Regions from separate parts of the Mus musculus genome. Here region 2 is linked to region 1. The links are chromatin loops, found by intact Hi-C in ENCODE. Cell type or tissue: left cerebral cortex. All regions are shown on one strand.

Region 1 (8,000 bases):
TGGGGTGGGATGCAGGGCAAGAGGGGCTCAGTGTCCTACAGGGCTGAGCTGGTCTAGCAATGTGTGTTCTCAGTGTATCCTCCTCTGACTCTTAGGAAGGGGTGGACGGTTTCTCTGCTTTGAAGCCTAAGCCTGCTGGTCCCTGCTAGGATCTGATGCCCAGGGCACCCTGCCTCATGACTTCCCACAAGGTACTGAGGGAAGCTTCGTCTCTGGCTGCCCCTAGAGGGCTCAGGGGTGGGGAGGCAGCCTGTCTAGGGACTCTCCTGCTGGGGCCTCCCATTTCCTTCCTTTGGCAATTCTTGCTATATGCCCCTGCTGTTCTTGGTTCAGCTGCTCAAGAAAGCAATGGGGTCCCCACTCTCCTCTTGCTGGCCAAGAAGGCAGGTGACTTAAGCTGGAGCTCCTCTAAGCCAGGACCCCACCCATCTAACTCTGATAGCCACGCCCTTTGTAGTTACAGTCTTTAAAGTTATCCCTGCAAGGCTCAGTGCATACTGTTTCCATATCTACACCCCATCTCCTGAGGCCAAATGAAAGAAAGGACGGTGGGCAGTGGAGTCAGAAATCCTGGGGTCAAGTCCCAACTCCGCTCCCTACTAAGAGCTGTGTGACCTTTCACAAGTAACATAACCTCTCTGGGGATCTTTGTGCACCAACCAAAAGAGATACCCCGAGTGGCTGGCACACGAGATCTGGCATGACACAATGAATTTGTGCATTTAATGGAAGTGGCACTGCAGAGAAAAGAACAGCTGACATGCAGGCCTCACCGAGGGTGCCCACTCTTACCCTGTGCGCAGGCTTACTGGGTGAGTCCTCACTGCAGCCCAGAAAGCAGGCGTCGATTTAGACATTAAGACAAAACACCTGACACGGGCTTATGAAGTAAGCCGACAGGTTTATTTTTGGCTCATAGTTCTGGAGGTTCAAGGGCGTGATTGGCAGCCCATCTTGTGAGAAGAGAGAGGGGAGAGAGGGAGGGAGGGGAAGAGAGGCTAAAAGAGAGGGAGAGAGAGGGAGAGGTAGAGGGAAAGAGAGAGAGATAGAGAGGAGAGAGAGACAGAGAGACAGAGAGACTTGGGAATAGCTTGTGTTGCAGAACAAGCAATGACGCCTCATCTGGGCCTTCAAGATCCATGCAAGCAAGATAGCTGCATGACATCTGAACGTTTGTGCACAGTCACTCACTGGCATGACTGTGTGCTGATGGCTCACGGCATGCCTGTCTGCTTACGGACAACACCAGGTCTATCATCTCAGCTCTTTGCCAGGGTAAAGGTCCACAGATGAGAAATAGAGGTGTCCTCCTGTCAGCCTTCAGGCTCCCTCCCAGCCCCCCAGAGGGCATCGGAAGGCCTCTAGTGACTCTCCTGAAGATGCAGGCCACGGAGACTCACAGAGAGATCATTTCATAAAGACACCCACCTCCGACAGAGATCACATCCATCTTATTGAAACTGGATCATCTCCCTGATCGTAAGGACTCAGAACCACCTAGTGAATGAGAGTGAGGTCCTCCCTGTGACCAAGACTGCTGCCTACTTCTTACCCCTGCCCAAATCCAGCTCATGTCAGGGGCTGTGACGAAGATCCTCTACTCAGCATGGCCACACTGTTGGACTGAATCATCCCCTACCTTGTGCCATTCCCAGCTCTGAGCGATTGGCACTATGGGCAGGAGATTCTAAGCCCTGAACACCAACCCTTCAACGCAAGTGTCACTGTCACCTCTAACTTACAGGTGGGGAAGTGGGGGCCCACGGGGACCATGAAGCTGTCCTCAGTGAATCAGGGAGGAACAGAAGTGGATTCAAACCCACAAAGCCACAGCTCCTAAGCCCAGGAGCAGTGGTGACACTCAACAACTGTGAATCATTATCTGACACTCCCCATTCCTGTCTCTGCCAAAGAGAGAGAGAGAGAGAGAGAGAGAGAGAGAGAGAGAGAGAAGGCCAAGGCCTTCTCTTCTCTTCTCTGAGGCCTCTGAGAGGTTGGCTCAGGATGAATAGAGAGGGAGCCTGGAGGTGCAGGGGGCCCTGTTCTAAACTCCATCTGCCCAAGTGCTTCCTCCCACATACCCAGACACCCAGTATCAACAATAATCCTGTCCCAGTAAGGCGGCCCTGGGGGTCAAGGGTTCTAATTACCAGGACCATCTGATGCCAGCCTCCATCTTCCTGCATTAGCAGACCCAGACCTGCGGGGGCCTAATGAGAAATACAAGAGTGGATGGCTCCCTCCTCGCACCCTGCACCCTGCCTCCCTCCCCAGAATGCCTCCCTGGCAACCTTTCCTCCTGGACCACCTTCTGGTCTCACCAGAATGGGTTTTAGAGCCGCCTTAATTCTCACTTTAATTAAAAGGAAATGTCCTCCCAGTGCTTTGGGCTGGATTCTTTCCCTCCCTGGAACATTTGTTCAGCCTCTGAGCTGGAGCCTGGTGCCTGGTTAATTGAAAGTTACAGATGAGCGAGGACATGGCTCTCCTGGGAGGGGGACGAAGAGAGGCACAAGCTGGCACCAGCTCCAACCTTTTCCGGTGTGTGTTGGGGAGGGGTGGCCATGCTCCAGGCTGGTGGGGAGGTAGGATGCCACCAAGGGTCTGCAGGTACCACCTTCATCCTATGGGATACAGCAGACCCCCCCCCCATGGAAGCCTCAGGGATCAACATGCCAGAATTCTAAATAACTCATGAACTCTCTTTCCACCAAGGGGGGGAAAAAGACAGAACAGAGTAAAAGAGTTCTCAGTGCCACCATCCTCCCACCATCTGGAAACAATCACGGCTAACACCTGGGGGAAAACAGTCTTCAGGAACTTTCTAGACTCTTTGCACGACCCAGTGATTTTTTTATTGCCTTCTCTCCACCTTGATTATAAAAGTGATTGATAATCATTGAAAACGGCTTAGAAGAGAGTGGTAAAAGTTTGCATTAAGAGTATCCACCGTCAAAGTCACCCCCACCCCCACCTCCATGGGGCAGGGGTGGAGGAGGGGCCACGACTAGGTACTGGAGTTCCAGTACTGAGACAAATAGATGCCTGGGATGGTCGCTCTGAGAGTTTCACTCTGTGATCAATGAATCTGTTACCATTAGGCTTCTGGTAGTCGTGTGACAAACAAGAGACACTTGATGAAGGGGACCAGCTCCTTACCCCTTCAGGAGCCTGCCCCTAATGACCTAGGACTTTCCACTCGGCCCCACCTCCTAAAGCACCCACCCTCCCCTAACAGAGCCAAGTCTTTAGCTCGTAGATCTTTAGTAACACAGGGACAGATGGGGCACTTTACATCTTGTATTATTAGGGCAGGTTTTCCCACCACGCCTTGGACAAGAGTCTGCATGTGCACTCTATGAACAACCTAGAGTGCCTCTGAACCTGGAGGTACAGACAGACAGTGGAGAGGGCAGACGTGCAGGACGCTGACACCACAAAACTCAGGGATGAGGCTAAGCTCCTAACCCTGACTGACAGCCCTGACTCCGGTGGTCTATTTTTCCTCGCGGGTGAACCTGCCTCCTCCTTACCTTGCTGTCCCCTGAATAAAGCAGGATTTAAGGGTTCACTCTTGTCTCTGCCGGTGGCTGTTTATGGTGACAGACGACAGGAGCTCTATCTTTCCAGCTCAGGATCCAAACTACAGCAGCTGGGAATCTAATTTCCCATGCCTGTGTTCCATCTGAGGACACAGGCTATCTATCTTGCAGCTATCTTGGAAGGTTGCTGGGTAGTGGTTGGTTGGTTGTTGTTGTTGTTTTTTGGTTTTTTTGTTTTGTTTTTGTTTTTGAGATATGGTTTCTCTGCATAGCCCTGACTATCCTTGAATTAACTCTGAAGATCGGGTTTGCCTTAAGCTCAAAGATCTGACTGCCTCTGCCTCCTAAGTGCTGGGATCAAAGACATGGGCTGTCCTACCTAGCTGTGCTGTGGTGGCCAGTTGTACAACAACCTGATATACAAGGTAAAGTCCTCTGAGAAGACGGTACCTTAACTAAGGAACGCCGGCTGTGGATTGGTCTGTAGACAAATCTGGAGGGCATTTTCTTTGTTTTTGATGATTGGGGAAGGGCCCAGTCAATTGTAGGTGCTGCCAACCCTGGGCTAGTGGCCCTGCGTTCTATAAGCAGGCTGAGCAAGCCAGTAAGCAGCACTATTCTCTGTGGAAGCATTAGCTCCTGCTTCCAGAGACCTTCCCTGTTTGGGGCTCCTGTCCTGACTTCCTCTAATGTGATGTGGGAGCCTAAGCCAATAAACGCTTTCCTGCCCATCTTGTTTTTGTCATGGTGTCATCACCACAGCAATAGCAAACCTAAACTAAGACAGTTGCCAAGAGCAGGGATGAGCTAGGGTATCAGGCCCACCTCTGCAGCAAAGGTAGCTGGGACTTCAGTTGATTTTGATAGCACCTCTACTCCAGCTCCCAAGATCTCATTCCAACTGAGAAATAGCACACAACAAGGTCTGTGTGCCATTGTGTGAGGACGGAGTTACATCCCAATAAAACACACGTTAGGAGACTGTTGGAAGTCGAGAAGCACAGGGAACGCTGAGCCTGTTCTATACAGCAGCTTTGTCACACGGCAGTGGCAGAGGGGCAGGCAGTGGGCTCATCTCATCCTGTGGCTGACCAGGAGTTCCTCAGTTTCCCATTCCACATGGCTGGCAACCTAGTGTTACACTGAATATAACCAGCCCCGGAAAGAGTAAAGTTCAAACTGCAAGACTGGAGGTGAGGTTTCTGCCAAATGCCTGTCACTTTCAGATGGCAGCCCTGCTAAAAACATCTGGTCCTGGCAAGTGAGGGGCTGTCTAAATGTGGCACTTTGCATCCTATTTTTAATCTGTCACCAAATCGTGGCCACTTGAAGCAAAGTGACATTTGCGGTTCTTTTCCAATATCACTCCGAATGGCTCAGGAGTGTCTGCTTGGGGTGAGTGTGGGGTGACATCTATCCTGAAAAGCTTGCCACCAAACTGCCTGTGAGCTCTTTCTTCTATGGCCATTGTCACGTGGGATGCCATGGTGACATTTCTGGAGAAAAACATTGGTTGCATCTCTGAATTATGCCTAAGAAAGTAAGTCTTGGGAGCGGCAGGGCTAAGTCAAGGGAACACACTCTCTTATTTATTCTTTCTCAGTGCTTGCAGAGAGACTTTCTGAAGATCTGTTTCTGGTGTGCCCACCATTTGTTACGTTACACATTCCTCTCCCACCCTGCTGACGCTGCCCACTGTGCTTCCCAACATGTCTGTACATTTACTTAATCGGCAAGAAAGCTCTCCGTGGCTGCTTTAGTTTCTAGGTGAATGAACTGAGTACGTTGGCGATGAGCAGGAAATGGCTGACAGAGTAAATTCTTTTTGACAGCTGGCTTCTTCTCTGTAAACTGGGGCCGATGGCGGCATGTGTCTTGCAGAGTTGTGCTGGACCATAGGAATCACATTGCACCAAGGTTTTGGTTCCCTCCTGGTCCTGACAGCTACATCCCACCAGGTGTTAGTTCTTCCTGATGGACTGGGCGGTTCTGCAGATTCTGTCAGGGCTCATCATCTGAGGGGAAGATCACTGTGGGGTTTGATGTGGGTCTTATTCTGATTGATTCTCAGTCCCTCAGTGTATCAGCAGGGCCAGTGAGGCCTGTGTGGCTAACTCAGAAAGCCGTTAAGTAGCTGAGTGAGGATGTGCATCTCTGGAGTTCAGCCCAGGGGATAAGTGTCTCTTTCCTGGCTTCCTGGTGTGCAGAGCAGGGGAAGTCCTGAGTGAGCAAAGCCCTGATGAATGTGTGCTATAGACATGGGCACGTCCGTATCATGGTCCACATTAACTCAAAACCCATGGGGGAAATGGGAAAGCCTGTCCTTCAAAGCTTCCTCTGATCCATATTCCTATGACGATATGTATATGATGTATATGTATATGTATGTGTATGTGTATGTGTGTATGTGTGTATGTGTGTATGTGTGTATGTGTGTATGTGTGTATGTGTGTATGTGTGTATGTGTGTATGTGTGTATGTGTGTATGTGTATGTGTATGTGTATGTGTATGTATATGTATATATGGTCCACCATAGCTTTCTCCCCTTGTTTATGGCCTGAAGATTGCTCCCCAACACACACAGAGAGATTTATCCTACTGAGGTTAGCTAAGCCTATCTCCTTGATCCAGCTGCATGGCATCCCCCATCTCCTACTTTATCTGTGTGTCCTAACCACACTTCCTCAATCAGCTCTATGCCATAATAACCCACCTCCCCGTTGAACTTCAAATAACACACACACTGCGTTTCCGGGTGCCGAGGCTTCCCCATCAGATGGCCCAGTTTATCCAATCCCGGCTTTCCTATGTATATCTCTGCCCTTTCTTTATTCCCTCACTGCCCTAGTCAGGTTAGTTTCTGCAACAGAGTAGGGATGTGGCATCTTGGGGTGGAGCAATTCCAAACAGAAGTGGGAGAGTCCAGGATGTCTTTCTGGAGCAGGGCGCCAATTCCAGGCCTTAGGAAAGAACCTGGAGCGGCCATCTTGGGGGAAGGCAGGTATGGTCTCCTACTCTGGGCAGAGCGAAGGGCACTTGCAGAGGTGGAAGGAGAAGCTGGGCTTGGGAAGCTGCTCAATGGATTGTGTCTACTGCTGCCCAAACAGAATGGGTTTCCATTTTACCAGCAAGGAGGGGAGGATGACTGGTGGGTGATTAGCCCTCCCCACCCCACACGCTTGTTCCTATCCCAGCCTAGCGTCAAGGACTGAGAGGAACTCACGACTTGGGTGAGGCACTCACAGAGACAGTGCAGAGGAGAGACCCGTTACTCCCACTGTCCTGACATACAAGACTAGGGAGCCCCAGCTCGATACCAACTCACTTTGTGCCAAGCAGCCTGCTCTTGCTTTCCAGTCCCCACTGTGGTAAAAGCCGTGCTCTTTCCCCGGAGAAAGCCGCCACCATTCTGTTCCTGTCCAATACCTGCAGGACCCAAGCTTGCCTCTGGCCTTTTCTGTTAGGCTTGCAGTGCCAACTCTAGCAAAGGGCTCAGCTAGAGAAGGCATCTGCCATCTGAAACAGAAGCCAGGAGGCAGGTCAGAGTCAAGGTTGCCATAGAGGCTGTCAGGAGGCCGGGTCCTGTCCTTCTGGTGTGCCATCTTAGAAGACTGGCCTCTCCACACCTGGCCATAAGATGGGAGGGCGGTGGGGGGTGCGGGGGTGGGGCTAAGCATTCTCACCCAGCTACAGAGAGTCAGGGAGGGGCACTCATAACTGAGGTACAAAATAAAGAAGAAAGTGAGGTTCCACTACTCCCTGGCAGCCAGCACCAGGTCATCAAGCCTTTAGGTCATCTGTGCCCCTCTGGTCATCAGTCCCAACACAGGCAAGGCAGCTCAGCTGGTCTGATTCTGAGCTCTGCCTTCACGCTGCCACACACGGTATTCTCAGCGTTCTTTGCCCAGGGTTGTATTGATGAAGTCAAGTCTGCCCCGTGGAGCTCCGGCTTGTTCATTTCTATTTCCGTTATTTGAAAAATCTCACAATCTACCTATCCTCCTGTTGGTGAGCGCTGAGGCCTCCAGTGAAGGCTGTTGAAATGCTGGCGTGAATGCTCTTGTACTATCTACTGGTAAATACCGTGCGTGTGCATTCTAGGGCATGGGAGAGAAACTATCAAAATGGCTGCTCTGTGGGTGGAAAAGAAAAAGTTTATTCCGGACGGCTACAGGCCTCTTTTGGGAAAGCAGAAAAAAGCAGGACCCGGAGAAAATCTAGCTGGTTATGAAGAGAATGGGGTATCTGGGAGGAGGGAGCCTTATCTGGAACAGCCTAGGAACCAGTGTGGAGCTCTGATCCCTGGGAAGCTTGCTTGAGATAATAGAAGACTAGCTGCCCTCTCCAGAAACGGGAGTCTGGCTGCAGGAGCAGATAAGAAAGTAAAGGGCTTCTCCTGGCAAACAAAGCCACTTTATAAGAATTCTGAGGAATACTGAGTGTCTATGGGTCAGAGT
Region 2 (8,000 bases), 110 kb after region 1:
CTGGCTAAGCAAGGGAGAGGTTTTGTGGTGGCACCCATTCTGGCTAAGCTCATTACCAAGCAAAGCCCTGCATTCTGCTCTATGCAGGTCCTGGATATTGGGCTAGTTTACAGAGGAAAATGATCAGAGCAGTTACTCTGACTTGCTCACCAGCTGGGAAACACCAACATAAACCCGCAACCCGTGGGAAACCAACCAGGCAGCAGCGAATGCTGGAGCTCCATCAAGATGAGGATGTTGATCCAGAGACTCGGCCCATGCTAGCATAGGCACTAGAACTCAGCCTCTGTGGTGTGGGCTCACAGTTCAGGTAGAATGCATGCCAGTGCCTCGCTCTCTATGGGAGGAGTACTTGGATGATCCTGACCAATCGTGTTCTAGATGGAGTGGCACTGTGGCCTTTGCTTCTGGTCCAGGAGCTAGAGTTCACTGCCCCTTTCCACTGGCCCCTTCCTACTGAGTGGCATCTCCTGCCTATGGCACAGAGAATCTGCATATATCCTGCTAGCTAGAATCTGACTTAGCTATGGGGGTGGGGCTTGAGGCTACGGTGGCCTGGAGGTTTAGCTTCATGGCTCCTTCCGTCTTCTGTTCTCTCAGGTAACACCCCGGTTCTCTTGCCACTCATCCTGTCCCCCATCTGTTGTGCACTCTGGCTTACCCAGGGCCTCTGCAGCTGTCACATGCAGGACTGAGAATTCTCCTCTCTTCTTGAACCATGATTTTTGTAATAGAACCAAAGGTGATACTTATAACAAACCAACAATGACCCTGGTAAAGAGGGCACGGTGGAGAGAGCACTAGACATGGAGTCAGGAGCCTGGGGCTATGATTCTCCCTGTACGGTCTTCTTTGGGACTGACCTAAACATGATAAAGTATTTGGTATCGGGGCCTCATGGTTTGTTTCTAATCCCCCCATTTGGGGGTGGAATGGAACCTCCAGATCCACTGGTCTGGGCTTAGCCATGTGACCTACTTTTGGATAGTAAGATGTTGGCTGACACGACAGACATTTGACTTGTATGTTCTTAACTGAACCTGTCTTTTACCATGATGATGATGATTAAGGTGGGAAGAACTCTCCAGGGGAGTAACTGTCCCTTCAGCCTGGACTACAGGGTGTACACACAGAGAGCAGATTTGAGCTTGGCCTGAAGCCAAACCCACCCACTCATAGCCAGGACATTCTCCCCAGTCAACCTTAACACAAACACCTCGCCCCTGGGGCCAAGGTTATTTGTCACAAACATTACCATGGCAGTAGAGGACTGATCCAGGTCCCTTTAAAGATCCCTTTAGAGAGTGAATGTCAGCTGGGCTGCTAACCTTGACTATGTATACTATCTAAAGCGCAATTTGCCTCTACTCTGGAAGAAGCTCAACCCAGTCTAGAAGAGGATCACATATTCCCAAGGCAGCAAGGAGTCACACTTCCACTGGCATCTCATTGTCCAAAATCCAGTCGCAGCTGCCCTGTGCACCTTCTCCTCTCATCTAAAGCCAAGCAGCCCTGACTTATCCAGCTGTGGGGACAAGGGCCTGGAGAAGGGGGCATTGCTACCTTCTGGACTTCTGTCACATTTAAGGAGCCACTGGGTGCCAGTTCTGTGTCAGGTCCCCCAATCCAATCATCGTAGTTCAGGCTTTATCATCTGTTCTCAGGTAAACTGTAGCTGGGAATCCAATCCTCTCAGATAACCCTTTTTTTCTGGAGCTAAATGACACTTGCTAAGAATCAGGGCTTCCAAGACCAGAGTGTGGGCAGGCACCTTCAGCCACCATGAGGCTGGGGAAGGCAAATGTCCCTATTTCTCCCACAGGCCCTCAGATCACTTTCTTGTATTTGAGTTCCTAGGGACCTCTAGCTCCTTCAACACTGTATCTGGATGTCAGTCTCCACCTGTGAGCTCACTCAGCCACATGAGGCTGAGCCCTGCCTGGCCAGGCTGTCTATCCCTCTTAAGCCTTCCCTACAGCTCCCTGCAACCTCTGGGGAAGACTTACATAACCAGAGCTTTGAAGTCAGCAGGAGCTGAGCTGGGCTTGCACGAGCTCCAGAGGCGACTAAGCTGTCAGCAGAAGGGATTAATTGACTGCTGGGCAGACCTGTTTGCAGAACACTCTGGAAACAGTTTCACAGGCATCTGCTTTGTTCCACTGAGGGGGCAGGAAGAGGAAAGATCCTGTCTGATGAGTTCCTACCAGGAGTGAATTGGGACAGGCCCCTCTTACAAAATAAAATGCTGTTCATTTTCAGATCCACTGCTAGCTTGCTGGTAAAAAAATAATAATAATAATTTTTTATATATTATGATCTAGCCCCCCCCCCTGCCCGTGAACACTTTATATGTCACTATTATATCATCTAACTTAATAAATAATTTATATATCTTATTGGCGTTAAATAATACACAGATATTATCAGTACTAATTTGATTTTCCTTGCTGCAATGGGGCTGGGGAAGGGCTAGGACAGGGTCTAACTGTATCTTAGGCTAGCCTGAACTCATTATGTAGCCCAGGCTAGCCTCAAACTCACAGCAATCCTGCTTCAACCTCCTGCATGTTAGTGTTGTGTACTAATATGCCTGGCTCTCCTGACTTCTTATTTCATCATAAAACCAATGTGAACCCAGAGTAAACAAGGTACCTTCTATGTACAGCAATCAAGAGAGGGGAAATCAGGCCCAGCTTCTTTTTGAATAGTTTTTTCTTTCTTCCCAGAAGTTTGAGGCAAAGGACATTTTCCTGTGGACCCATCAGTTGCTCCCTCCTCTACGAACTCCATTTTAGTTTTCTATCATCGTTTCGAATCTTCAAATTAGCATTTAATTCCTTACTCTGGGATAGTTTCCCTTTGTGGCTAACTGCTACATAGAGTGGATACAGGTGGAATATCCTTCCTCAGTTGGTCTGTTCTCACGGCAGTTTCTCATCACCACTCCAGAGACTCCTTCCTACAGAAGGAGCTCCCAGTCTTACAGTATGATGCTCTGTCCACCAACTAGCGAGTATCCACCTACTGTGTGCCACATACCTGGCTTTTAGGTGTGAGGACAAAATCTGTCCTCACAGTCAAGGACCCCAGAGTGAGTTTATCCCGCCCCCTCCCCTCACGCACAGTGCTGACTGTCCCTGGTTCTCAGCCTCACAGTGGCCACTCAGGCTACAGATCTGCCAGGCTGATCCACAGCCTTAGACACTTCCCTACCTGGACCCCTTGAGGTTTTGCAAGTGGCTAGCTGCAGGATGTCAAGTGGAAGGTAGGTCGAGGATGGGCTAAAGAGGACCTAGCCACTCCAGGTGGGCCAAGAGAGGGCCCCACGAACCTGTGAGAAGCAACACCAGTCAGAAACAAGGTCCATGGTGTGGAAACAGCCGGGTTGGGCCAGTTTAGTTCCCAATTAGCCGTGTGGCCATGGGAAACATTGTATATACACTTCTGCTGCACCTGTCGGTACTGAGTCCTGACTGAGGCTGCAGGGTGGATTTACTGTGCATTCAGGGCGGACTCTGCTTGCATGTGGCAATTTCCCAGGTCTGTCCCTGTGACCCTGGGGAAATGGAGTGTCTGACCAGCAGCTATCTGTGTTCCGGGCCCTGTGTGGTGGACAGCTGTGAGGGCTGGAAACTGTGGCTGTCACGGGCTTACCTGTAGCAGTTGTTGTTATAGTTGTTGTAACTCCCCAGAGCGGTTAGGCAGCCCAGGCAGATGGCATAGGAGAAAAAGATCTGCGTCCCAGCGTCCACCCACACCTGGAGGAGGGCATAAAAAATGTGGTCATTGAGTCAGAAGTGTAGGAAGGAGAATCCAATGGGGGAGGAGGGAGAGTCCAATGGGGGAGGAGGGAGAGTCCAATGTGGGAGGAGAGAGCTTGTTCTCTGGACATTCCCCCTGAAGTAACATAAATATCAAACTTCCTAACTTTCTCAGAAACCCCTATTAAAACATTTATATTCCTGGGGACTACCTCATTAAAAAGAAATTTCCTTAATAAATTCTAGATTTTTCTAGAATTAGAAAAGGTTGTGGTAATAGTCCACTACATAATGAGAATTTGGATATTGAGCTGGGCCTGTGGTCACAAGCCCATAAGCCTAGCCCTAAGAAGGTTGAGGCAGGAGGATCTCTGCAAGTTCAAGGTCAGCCTGTCTATTTAGTGACTAGACTGGCCAGAGCAGATAGCAAAACCTTGTCTCCAAAAAATAAACGAATTAAGTAAGTATACCAGGGGTGGTGGCGCACGCCTTTTATCCCAGCACTCGGGAGGCAGAGGCAGGCAGATCTCTGTGAGTTCAGGGCCAGTCTGGTCTACAGAGTGAGTTCTAGGACAGCCAGAACTAAATAGTAAGATCCCGTCTCGAAAAAGAAAAAAAAAAAAAATCAAACCAACAATGGTATTTGGATAGTAAGAGCCGTGGTGCCAGTTGTAGGAGTTTGGAAAAGTAACTTAGCCTCTTCCAGCTTAGTTTCCTCATCTGCAAAGTAGGAAAAGAAGGATCCTGTGAGGCCTGCTATGAGGATGAGCATATTAGGACTGGGATTCCTGGTTGTGGGCCCTGCTTCTATGCCACATCACATCTAAGTCCCCAAAACCCCACTCCCTTTTCTCAAGGTTATTTCCCTTGAAATAACCATGAGAACAAAGTCTCATGGCTGTGCAGAGAAAGTGTTAATACCGTTCTCCCAAGTCCAGGAGAGGTGTGTGTACTCATGCGTGTGTGCATGTGTTTGGATCTACTAGCTTATAAAAGATCCCCTAACACCAGTGTCCCTGGGACCCAGCCAGCAAGCAGCTTCTTAGTCACTAAGGTTAAAATGTCGTCATGCTGGTTAAAACTTCTGTGGACAGAACGGACCACACTGCAGCAACCACACTGACTTTTCCAGTACTTCCCCTCCCTGAGGCTCTAAGCTCACTACCTAGAAGTCTCTGAGGAAAGCCACAGCTGAAACTCAAGCTGGGATTTGGGCTGAGCATCCAGCGCCACCTGGAGACGAAACTCAGCACTGAACCCAGACAGCAGCAGCCTTTATTAGGCACTTTTGGTATGCAAGGCACCTTGCTGAACCTCTGTATAAGATTGCCCTTAAATGTCAGCAGTCCTGGGCAGGGTACAGTGGGTGCTCTTAGCCTCCTCCCATGGCCCAGGAGGAAAGAGGGCAAGTAACCTGCCCAAGGCCACACAGCTGGAACGTGATGGGTGGAAACACAGAGACCTTCTAGAGACACTGCATTGCCAGACTCATGCAGATTCACAACTAGACCCTGCATCCTGGTGTAGCATCCATACCTCAGATCAGGCTCCCTACTAAGTCCTTCTGATGGACTTCCACTGACTGCTTCCAGTGGCAGGGAGCCTTTCTTCTTTAGGTGTCTCTGACTGGTAGTCATTTCCCAAAGTGAGAACTTTCCTGGTGTTTGATTCTGTGTCTCCCTGACCACAGCTATCTCTTGCACATGGTGGCACTGCCCCATAGCATCCTAGCTACCAAAACATCCCCATTCCAGGCACAAATCCTTCTCCAGGATTTTCTCACACAGAACAGGCCACTCTGCCTGGTCTGCTCACATTTGTGAAACCATCCAGTAGTAACATCTGAGAAGTGCTCTTGACACCGACAGGAGTGTCTGCTAACCTCTCCTAACCTAGGCTGGTTGGCTTTAGAGTGTCAGCGAAGGAGCAACACAGGGTGAGCACATTCATGTCTGTGTGTGTGCATGTGTATGTGCGTGTGTGTGCATGCACAGGATGCTGGCAAATCAGAGTATACTGAGACACAGGTATTGGGAAGTAGAGAGAATACAAGAATATTTTTAAAAGCCATTGGGATCATATTATTCTGTGTTTACTCATTTTTAAAAAAAAGTTATTTATGTATGTGAGTACAATGTTGCTGTCTTCAGACACACCAGAAGAGGACATCAGATCTCATTACAGATGGTTGTGAGCCACCATGTGGTTGCTGGGAATTGAACTCAGGACCTCTAGAAGAGCAGATGGTGCTCTTAACTACTGAGCCATCTCTCTAGCCCATTGTGTTTACTTAAAAGCACACACACACACACACACACACACACACACACACACATACACACACACAGTGCCTAATTAAAGTTATTCCCTTTGGGTAACCTCTCAATAGTCATAGACTAGATAGTATAAACCCCAATGCCAGGCATGGGAAATAGACTTTTGCATTGTTGGTTAGATGAGCCCAAGAAACTACTCAAATAATATAGGCTATTGCCGTAGCCCTTGGTGCCTTCTTGAAAAAGAAGGTAAGCCCTCATTACTAGGAACACTACATAATTTGGGCACAGGGGGAATCCATCTGGATCTGACCTGAATGCCTCCTCCCTCAGGACCACCTCTCATAGCATCAGAACAAGCCATGCAGGCTGTCAAGGAGGAAGCAATCAGTAGGCCTAGCCAGCGGTAGCACCTATGAACCCAATGACCAGAATGACAAGAGATTCCGAAAGTTGCAATGATGGCATATATATCCTGGAATAACCAACAGCTGTCAGATTGGACTTAAAGCCTGCTCGGTAGGAGAAAATTCATGCCTGGCACTGTTAACCTAGCCAACCGTCCATGGCTGCTGAGGCCATTAGACCCTAGAGGAGAACCTACTACAGCCACTCTAAAGCAGTTTGACTCCTAACTGCCCTCAAAATATTTATCCTTACACCTGCAGGGGAGTGTAGCTCTTACCTGTCTTCAAAGAAGCCTCCTTTAGCAGCAGAGATCATCACAGAAAACCACACTGGTCAGATGTGGAGAACAACTGATCATGAGCACCTAACCCCAATGGTTGCATCTATAACACATCCCTTTACCTAAGACTCGGGGAACGTCTTGGAGGAGGGCACAGAAAGATCAGAAGAGCAGAAGACCAGGATGTTTGGTGTAAGATAGTGTCTTCTAAAACAAAACAAAACAAAACAAAACAAAACAAAACACAAAGTGGAGTTTTGGGGGAACAAAGTGGGCAAATATGATTAAAACAAATTGTATGGAGTCCTCAAAGAAGATTATATATTAAACATGATTTTTAAAACCCCACAAACCCCACTGTTGCAGATGAAGACTCAGAGCAGGTAGCAGTGCAAAGGAAAAATCAAAACTCAAGGAGGGAATTTCAAAGTGGCAGGAGCTTGAGTATGCCCACGTGTTGGCAGAAACGGTCCAAAAGAGTAAAAACTGCAGAAGATTGAGGAGAGAGATGAATATGTTGCTAAATGCTACATCTCTGTCTCAGTTTTCCCATGTGTCGGTCTCTTCCTGAGAATTCCTCTTTCCATACAGAAAGTGAGCGGGCCATAGGGAGAGGCAGAACACAGCTCAGATGCTGACCCAGGAACAGAATGCCCACTCCTGATGGAGTCCTGTGAGATGCTTGGTGGCCGACTGATCACTGGTAGTTACTCACAAGGGACTCACACCTGTGATCAGTGGTCCTGCTATCTCAGCCTCCCACAGGCCAGAGTGAGAGAAGCCCGTAGGCTGGTGGAAAAGCTTGCTCAACCATCACTCAACAAAGCCTGTCACAGCCCTCAACTCTGAGTTAAAAGATTCCAGAGCTCCTGTCCACACATCCCAACGATGGGCATCCCAAACTCATGTGTGGATTTGCACTTGCAGACAACTGTCCTGGAAGCCCAGCTTCCGTCTCTTTCCTTTGAGTAGTGGGACTTCAGCTTCTTCTGGGGAACCTACCTCTTCCCAGCTCAGGGTGGGCCCATGTCCACAAGCCTGACCATGCTAGTTTTTCCAGGAATGTGGAAGACTTTGAAACCTTAGACTAGGAAGCAGTTGAATGCTCTCTGCAGAACTTAATCAGCCACTTGGAAGACAGTAATGCCAAGTTCTGTGTAGACTGTGGAGGTCCAGCTCAAGAGGTTCCATGGGAGAATAATATTAGCATCTGGGCTAGAGATCACTTTTATGATAGTTTGGCAAAATTTGCCCTTTCTGCCTTTGTCCTAAGAA

Evidence for each region. Hi-C counts contacts between places; a loop is a spot of excess contacts. Peaks named below come from ENCODE experiments on the same cell type or tissue, not always from the same donor. Only the 100,000 strongest peaks of a DNase experiment are listed, where the experiment ranks them.
Region 2: a loop joins it to region 1, with 4 times the contacts of the local background. A loop is called at or near these places in 20 of 42 quality-filtered maps.

The regions. Positions count from the first base shown.
Region 1 is chr6:114,331,143-114,339,142 of GRCm38, reverse strand. No RefSeq gene overlaps it. Among named protein-coding and RNA genes, the nearest start is that of Slc6a1, 53 kb to the right of the region's middle. In left cerebral cortex, no CTCF peak of the experiment used is centred here; a DNase peak (open chromatin) is centred at 4,872.
Region 2 is chr6:114,221,581-114,229,580 of GRCm38, reverse strand. Slc6a11 (solute carrier family 6 (neurotransmitter transporter, GABA), member 11) reads right to left here. Exons shown (of 14, transcript NM_172890.3): 7 at 3,655-3,758. Among named protein-coding and RNA genes, the nearest start is that of Gm46972, 47 kb to the left of the region's middle. In left cerebral cortex, a CTCF peak has its summit at 4,998 (motif pointing left); DNase peaks (open chromatin) are centred at 1,964 and 4,993.